Regions from separate parts of the Mus musculus genome. Here region 2 is linked to region 1. A link is a contact called in ENCODE Hi-C or POLR2A ChIA-PET data. All regions are on one chromosome and are shown on one strand. Each heading gives the region's core, a stretch centred on a gene start or an enhancer-like site at or near the end of the contact. The rest is flanking DNA. Distances are from core to core; before and after follow the strand shown. Region 1 holds the start of Vmp1 (vacuole membrane protein 1). Region 2 overlaps Cltc (clathrin, heavy polypeptide (Hc)).

Region 1 (3,690 bases), core at 214-2,713:
ATTTCTAGGTTGTAAAATAAGCAAATCAGATTTGGGGAAAGTTAACGTCTCTACATAGCGTCTATTACAGGATGGGTAATATACTATTCTATCCAAACTGCTAAAGAACCAGACAGGCTGTCATTGCTACCACAGTTCTTTCTTTTTGTGTTTCATTCTTGAGTTTTGTGCACCACTCCCTGCTGACTTTTAAAACTTTAAACCTTCCTCTGAGTTATTTAACTCAACTTCCACCCACTGCTCACCTGACCTTTCTCACAGTTTGCAGTCTCCTAAGCAAAACTACCTATTTGCCTGGAAATATGGATAATATTACACACACGTACATAGTTGGCCCTTCTGTCTGTCCCTATGCTGTCCAATGTGGTAGAGATTAGTGTCACAGAGCAACATATGGCTAAATATTCTTGATCTGCCTTTTCCTGGAAACGGCAACTATGCCTTTGTTTCCAAAGGCTATTACTGACCACCTTGCAACCATGTCTTACTTCAGAGGGTTGTTATGACCAACTTATGTTCACTTTCCGCTGCTATTAACACTGTTTATATGCCAAATCCCCCATTTGGAAACCAATACTCCTGAACTATAAAAATCCTTATTTTCCCCATGTCCAGTGCTGATCTCTTGAACACTGCCTTTTGGGAGAAATAGTCCGTGTAAACGAATAATAATAATAAAAAGTTTGCTTTAATTAATCTGGCCATGATTTGGGTCAGTGGTCTTCCACTTCGAATCCATGAGATTAACAATAGCTTCAGAGTAGAGCGCTTTGCTCACCATGCACAACGTGCATGCACCGCAATACCAATAAATAAAAATACTTTTGAATCCATCTTTAGAATTCTTTTCCTTTTCCAAGCTGGGCTCAACAATTCGAAGACGGATATTTAAAATGTATAGTGTGAGGCCTGTTCTCCATTTTTTTCACGCTAGGGTAGCGTATCAATGCCACCTCTAAGAGGAGGTGTTGCCAGCGACTAAAATTCTGGGTTCTATCTTGGCTTCTTCCAAAGGTTTGCAGAGTAGGCAAGGCAGGCAGCAGCCACGGGGCGGAAGACAATTTATGAAGTAGCTAGGGGGAGGCCGACCGTGGGGTAAGATGATAAGATGCTTTTCAGTAGAGCCATTAAGAACTACACTCCTCTGCACCGTCCTAGAAGGAGTCGAGACTTACCTGGAGCTCGTCTCGCTCACCTCGCAGGTCTCCAAGCCAGAACAAGGAACACGCTTCGCGCGCGCCACCTACTCCTTCCGGGTTTCCTGAAAAACTAGTTCCGGATCAGAAACTACGAAGCGCAGTCATCCTTCTTCTTGTCACACCCACAGAGCCCGAACCGAGAAAGCCGAACCGAAATCCCGCGAGGAACCTCCCGGTGGCCGAAAGGAGGGGGTGGGGGTGGGGGAACGTTTCTCTTTTGGAGGCGGGCTCCTTAAAGGAGCCGGACCGGAAGTGACGCGAGCGAGTTCCGGTTGGCTGGAGCCCAGCGGCGGGTGTGAGAGTCGGTGTTGTGAGCCGCTTCCAGGATCCTGCGATCCGGAGAAGCCGGGGTCTGAGCGGGTAGGTGAGCGAAAGCGGGGAGTCCGGAGCCCAAGCCGAGCTTTCCCACAGCTCGGCCGCTTCCGCAGCTCCCGCACTTGGGTGATGCAGACGCAGAACACGCTGGTTTCCACTTGAGATGGCTCAGGTCACTGCTGACTGGCTGTGTCAGCTGGCGGTGGCCAGGTTATGTGGGACACCTCTCCGCGCTTGGTTACCGGGACATTGAACCCAGACACTCGCGACAGTTCGTTCCAGACCTGGAAGCCGGCTTTGGCTTTCTCAGAGAACCTCACTCCCGAGCTGTCCAGAGCCTTGGGTTAAATGAAGAGGGTCTTCGCTGCTGCTGATTCTCAGGACCTTTCAATGGGTTTTTCTCCTCCCGGGCCACTAGCGCAGTATGCTAAGTATATCTCCGAGAAACGAAGGTATTCGGGTGTACCGACAGTGCAGAGTAGTCAAAGGAAGGGGTCATTACCTCTCAGAGTTATTGCTGTGGACCCACTCAGCTTTTCCTAGGACTGTCATTTAAAAAAAAAAAAAAAAAAAAAAAAAAGAGGGCTCTCCGCTTTTTCCAAAACCTTGATCCCCAACATTTTTATTTCCCCGCAGTGGAAGTACTTGCAGCAAGATAGGGACTTAAAGGTCTTTACGATTCCAAACAGTGTATGGGCTTAGCGGGTTAGGCAGCTATGGGTTGCTTATGACCTCCAGTTGATTTTATGTAAACATCTTTTGCTTTTCTACTCCAGCAAAGAATCCAGGAATGCATAGATCGGCTGTGTATGTGTCTATTGGCAATGTCATTCCTTACCTTTCAGTTCTTTCTTGACGCTTGTGAGAGGTTTCGTAGACAGATTGATCATTTAGAGAACCTTTTCCAGTGTTTCTCTTGGCCTAATGAAGAATTTAATTCCAACTGTTTTAGTTCATTTTTTGAGATGGGGTTTCTCTGTGTAGCCCCGGCTGTTCTGGAACTTGCTCTGTAGACCAGGTCCACCTGCCTCTGCCTCCCGAGTGCTGGGTCCGGCTATATTCCAGCTGTTATTGTCTGAGAATTGTGTTGTCCTTGGGTCTGATTTTAGGGAAGAAGCTTATTTACTACGCTGTATTTTTGTATTGGAGGTGATGTTTTTGTTGACCTTTGGGAGAAAGATGCTGGCGTACCAGACACATGATCAGTTGGAGTAGATGCAAAGTGATTCTGAAGTGGGAATCTCTTCTGCTTAACTTATTTGCCTAGGTTATCTAAAACACAGATGCATTTTAAGGGGTTTATCCTTGGATACATTTAACAATACAATTAAATCCCTGAGGCACGCATTCCAGAAGAAAATAGCCACATATCTGAACTAAGCTGGCAAATGGTTTGGTGCTGTTTCCCAATTTACCTACAGCTAGTTTAAATCTGTTTGTTTCCTATTGTTTTTAGTTTTGAGTTCTTGAACTGTTTTACACTTGTCAGTTTTGTTTTGTTTTGGGTTTGTTTATTTGTTTGTTTGTTTTGTTTTTTTGAGGCAGGGTTTCTCTGTAGCCCTGGCTGTTCTGGAAGACAGCCTGCTCTGTAGACCAGGCTGGCCTTGAACCCAGCTAAATCCTTTCTTATCTGCTGTTTGGTGTGTTATCCCTGGTTTGTTTGCTTGCTTGCTTTTTGTAGTTGTTTTTTTACTTTTCCAACAATTTTTTTCTTCTTTCTTTTTTCTGTTTGTTTGTTTGTTTGTTTGTTTGTTGTTGTTTTGAGACAGGGTTACTCTGTGTAGCCCCTGGTGTCCAGGAACTCACTCTGTAGACCAGGCTGGCCTCAAACTAGAAATCCGCCTGTCTCTGCTCCCAAGTGCTGGGATTAAAGGCATGCGCCACCATGCCCGGCTTCCAACAATTTCTTAATGTTGGCTCAAATCACTACTTTTTAGGACTTCTAAGGTCATTACAACTCATTTTATTTTTGAGTCAGGGTCTTATTATATAGCTCTGAGTAGCCTCAAAGTCACAAGAGATCCACCTGCCTCTGCCTCTTGAGAACTGAGATTAAAGGCCACTGTACTCGGAAAGATAATTTATTTTTAAATCAGATGACCTGGATTAAAGTCTGAGCTCCAGCACTTACTGAGTGATGATTGGCAAGTTACCCGGCATTCAGAGCTGCTCTAGA
Region 2 (3,974 bases), core at 1,140-3,639, 51 kb before region 1:
CAATCTCAGCAGACAGTGCCATCATGAATCCTGCCAGCAAAGTGATTGCACTGAAAGGTATAAAGGATTGTGAATGTTTTTCTTGAAATTCTTATGTGTGTTGTATGCAAATAAAATTACTGACTTGTACTTTTTCTGTTATATGTTGAATAAATTTAATTAGATCTGCAAAGTTGAAATTAATTCTGAACTTGAGTTAGTGTTTGTAATTTTAACCTTGAATGTTTCTCTGAAATGTTGTAGAATAGATATACTTGAAATAATTGTAAGTTTTACGATATATACATTTTATATCTGACATGATAAAAGGCTAAAAGCATTTCTGTATAGGGGAATGAAAGTAGTATTCTGTAATAAGTCATAACAATATTAGGACCTAAACATTTCAGTGGTTACTGTAACAATCAGCTTCTCCATTCTATGCCTTTTTTATAGTTTAGGCTTCTTTTCACTTAGATCATCAAGTGCTAAAAGTGGCTTGAATTTAAACTTGTTAGAGAGAGTTGGGGAGAATAACTGCACACGGTTTTTAAAATTCATCACCATCATCATCATTTTAGTTGAGTCTTACTTTGTTGCCCAGGCTGGCTTTGAACTAGAATTCTCTTACCTAAGAGAATTTGAGTAGCTGAGATCGTAGGGGTGGGCAGCCAGGCCCAGCCAAACTAACTAGTTTCCACAGGGAGCAATGCTGCGGATCAATCTAAATAGAGTTAAACAATCTCATTTTATCTGAGAACCTATCTTCTTTTCCTTTGAACTTTAGAATGAAGGTACAATAGAAAACTAGAAGTTACTAAGACTAAGAAGTCTAGGTGCAAACTGCTAGACCTTTGAAGTAGCATTTAAAACTGCCTCCTTTTCCTTTGTGCTTTAATTAGGGATTGGATCCAATGCTGCACACATGCTAGGCAAGTGGGCAGAGGGTTGGTACTGGGCTATATCTCAGCCTTTGTTTTTCTTGATAATAAGAAAGAGAATTCAGTTTCCTGGTAATTTATAAAGTGTGGATGAATTAGAGGCACTGAGCTTTTCAACCTGTCTTTTCTTCACGTCATTCAAACTGGGGGCCTGATTTTGGTGTATAGTTTTGTTTTGGTGACACAGGGTCACTCGTTTTGTTGCCCCCGCTGTCCTGATCTTGCTATTAGAGCAGGTTAGCTTCAAATTCACAAAGATCACCTGCCTCTGCCTCCCTAGTGCTGGGATCAGAGACATACACCACCATGCTCAGCCCATTTAATCTTTAAAAATACATCTTGAATAATTCTTAATTGAATAGTTTGGGTCTAGAAGTATTGAGAGTTTTTTTTGCTTTGAGGAGATTTTTAGAATTCTTTTTAGAACATTCTGTTTGTTATTTTGTCTATCTATGTGGGGGGACATACATGTGAAGGAAACTCAGGGAAGTCCGTTCACCTCCCATCATGTGGGGCTGGCTTGTCAGCAAATGCCTTTCCTTCCCTGCTGCACAGTTCACAGACTTAGATTTGGAATCTCTGCATAGATTTTGTTCGTGAGCATCACTAACTAACCTGAAAGTCAAAGATTAGAAGCCTGAACTTTCTAGTTTCGTGGTACAGGTTTTGGAACATTTTGGAGTATCTTACTGGCAGGTTGGGAGCTAAGAATAACCTAGTCAACATAACATCAGAATTTATGTCAGGCAGAATTGATCTCATCTTCAGAAAGGATATTTCACCTTTTACCTATGACCAGATATTTTGGGATAGTATACATTTTGCTTTTACCTAAAAGTATATTACGTTTTAAAGTATTAAAATGTCTGTCGACCTCCTTAAATAATTTGAATTCGAGTGCTTTGCATACATCACACTTCTCTTTTTAAAGGCCATCAGTTGAATTTTGCCAAGTTCTTTTCTATTTTTAATGTTACTGTTATCTTATCACATTTCTTAATGCTTTCTTATGTGTGCAGATGGTGAGTTACCTTAAATTAGATTGTGTTAGTCATTGTCCTGTTCTATAAAAAGAATGATTTAAAAAATTTATAGCTTTGCAAAATAGTGTGTTATACTTTGTGTCTATCTGTCTACTTCATAGCTATTATCCCTTGTTCCTTCCCCAGACGCTTACACATAGTCTAGCCCCCTTCATGTAAAACAGAATAAAAGTCTAGTTATTTAGAGGTTGATGGATACAGTAAAGAAAAGCAAATTCTTTAAATATTCTGCTTCCCTCTGAAGCCAGTTTAAACTTCATGCCTTCTTTTTATAAACAGGACTATAACTTTCACAATTTCTCCAGTCTGGTTGTGGTTTATAAGCCGTGTGGGATGGGAGTCATACACTGTCTTATAGAAGAAGGCTTTGTTGTTTAGTACGATGGGTTGCCGTACAAAGCTCTTAGGCTTTGTCTGTTTCCCACCTCCCTTGTCACCCTCCCACTCTGACAGCTTTTGTCCTTTAGGAGCCAGATTCTCCGTGGCTCAGGAACAGAGTTACCCTCAGTTTCTGAGGATTATCCTTCAGAGCCTAGGCATGGCTCTGGGCTTTGACTGCTGTTGATTTCAGTGAAATCACCTTTCCGACTGTGACAAATTTCAAACGACAAGTATAAGCCCTTGCATCTGACTCTGGACTTTTAACATTAAATGCGAATTTCCCCTACTTTTACTAAACGCTTACTGTCTTAACTGGATGAAGCTTGGACTTTGTTCTCACTCCAGTATATTAACAGCATTGGAAACCACCCTCCCCCTGTCTTCCTCTTCTTTCTCCAGCACTTCTGTTTTCCCTTTGTATCTTAGACCAGTTAAATGTAGCATGCACTATGGTGACCAGCAAAGTTGACATACAACTTCTTTTCAAAACGCAGTTTCCACAAAATCGAGTTGGGTGAGAGATGACTGCATTTTAAAAAGTGGACATTTCCTCCTTGTGTTTCTATTAGATTGGCTTTGTCTTTTGTATATACAGCTACTTTAGTTTATGTGTGAGCTAAGTATGCAATGAAAGTTACAGCTCTGTTTTTTATCAGTAAGAAAGCTTTTCCTTAGTCTTATTTTCACTTTGGATGTAGAATCCTGTAGAAGTCACATGTTTATAGTATTGCCGTTGTGTTCATTAGAGGTAATAAAGAGTTTTGCCTAAGGGTGCAGGTGTACATTGGTTTGCTTGGTCTCAGCTGTAGTTCTAGCAATGTGACTCATATAGTTATTAGTCCCAGGATAAAACCACATTACTTGGAACGTAGGGATAGTTAGCTAGGTATTAATTTTAAACTTTGCTTCTTTTTCATTATTCTTTAATTCTTTATTCAGCTGGCAAAACTCTTCAGATATTTAACATTGAAATGAAAAGTAAAATGAAGGCCCATACCATGACTGATGATGTCACCTTCTGGAAATGGATCTCTTTGAATACGGTTGCTCTTGTTACGGATAATGCAGTTTATCACTGGAGTATGGAAGGAGAGTCTCAGCCAGTGAAAATGTTTGATCGTCATTCTAGCCTCGCAGGATGCCAGATCATCAATTACCGTACAGATGCAAAGCAGAAATGGTTGCTTCTCACTGGCATATCTGCACAGGTAATTCTCGTTAGTTTGTGATGAAGAAGTGGCCTAAAGCCCTGTTTTGTTCAATATCACTTCAGTTAGGTCTTTAAACCCAATGTTACTGAATTTGATTTATTTTGAAAGGTTTTCGTTTTTAGTGATTGTTGGCTTATACCTTTAACCTGACGTGAAACTTGAGTACTCTTACCAGTTTTTGTGTTTTTTTAAAAGATTTATTTATTATATGTAAGTACACTGTAGCTGTCTTCAGACACTCCAGAAGAAGGCATCAGATCTCATTACGGATGGTTGTGAGCCACCATGTGATTGCTGGGGTTTGAACTCTGGACTTTCAGAAGAGCAGTCAGGTGCTCTAACCCACTGAGCCATCTCACCAGCCCCCCTCTTATCAGTTTTTAATTTTCACAGATTAAGGAAAGATTGAGTGATTAGAA

What was found. A loop is a pair of places that touch in the nucleus more often than their neighbours do. ChIA-PET counts read pairs that join two places held with the same protein, here RNA polymerase II (POLR2A).
Region 2: POLR2A ChIA-PET joins it to region 1 with 16 read pairs in Patski. The contact joins the enhancer-like site here to the promoter of Vmp1 in region 1. A Hi-C loop is called at or near these places in 2 of 37 maps with a recorded cell type or tissue (heart and left cerebral cortex). POLR2A ChIA-PET finds 5 or more read pairs at or near these places in 2 of 5 experiments (Patski and embryonic stem cell).

Annotation. Positions count from the first base shown.
Region 1 is chr11:86,681,609-86,685,298 of GRCm38, reverse strand. It overlaps Vmp1 (vacuole membrane protein 1), which reads left to right and starts at 1,463. Exons shown (of 12, transcript NM_029478.6): 1 at 1,463-1,559. It overlaps Ptrh2 (peptidyl-tRNA hydrolase 2), which reads right to left and starts at 1,225. Exons shown (of 2, transcript NM_001098810.3): 1 at 1,176-1,225.
Region 2 is chr11:86,733,154-86,737,127 of GRCm38, reverse strand. It overlaps Cltc (clathrin, heavy polypeptide (Hc)), which reads left to right. Exons shown (of 32, transcript NM_001003908.2): 2 at 1-57; 3 at 3,284-3,552. Among named protein-coding and RNA genes, the nearest start is that of Cltc, 22 kb to the left of the region's middle. Within about 2 kb of position 2,389, at least 1 of the 3 ENCODE cell types and tissues checked has a DNase peak (open chromatin) inside an H3K27ac peak, as active enhancers do; it is left cerebral cortex, where a contact is called at or near this core.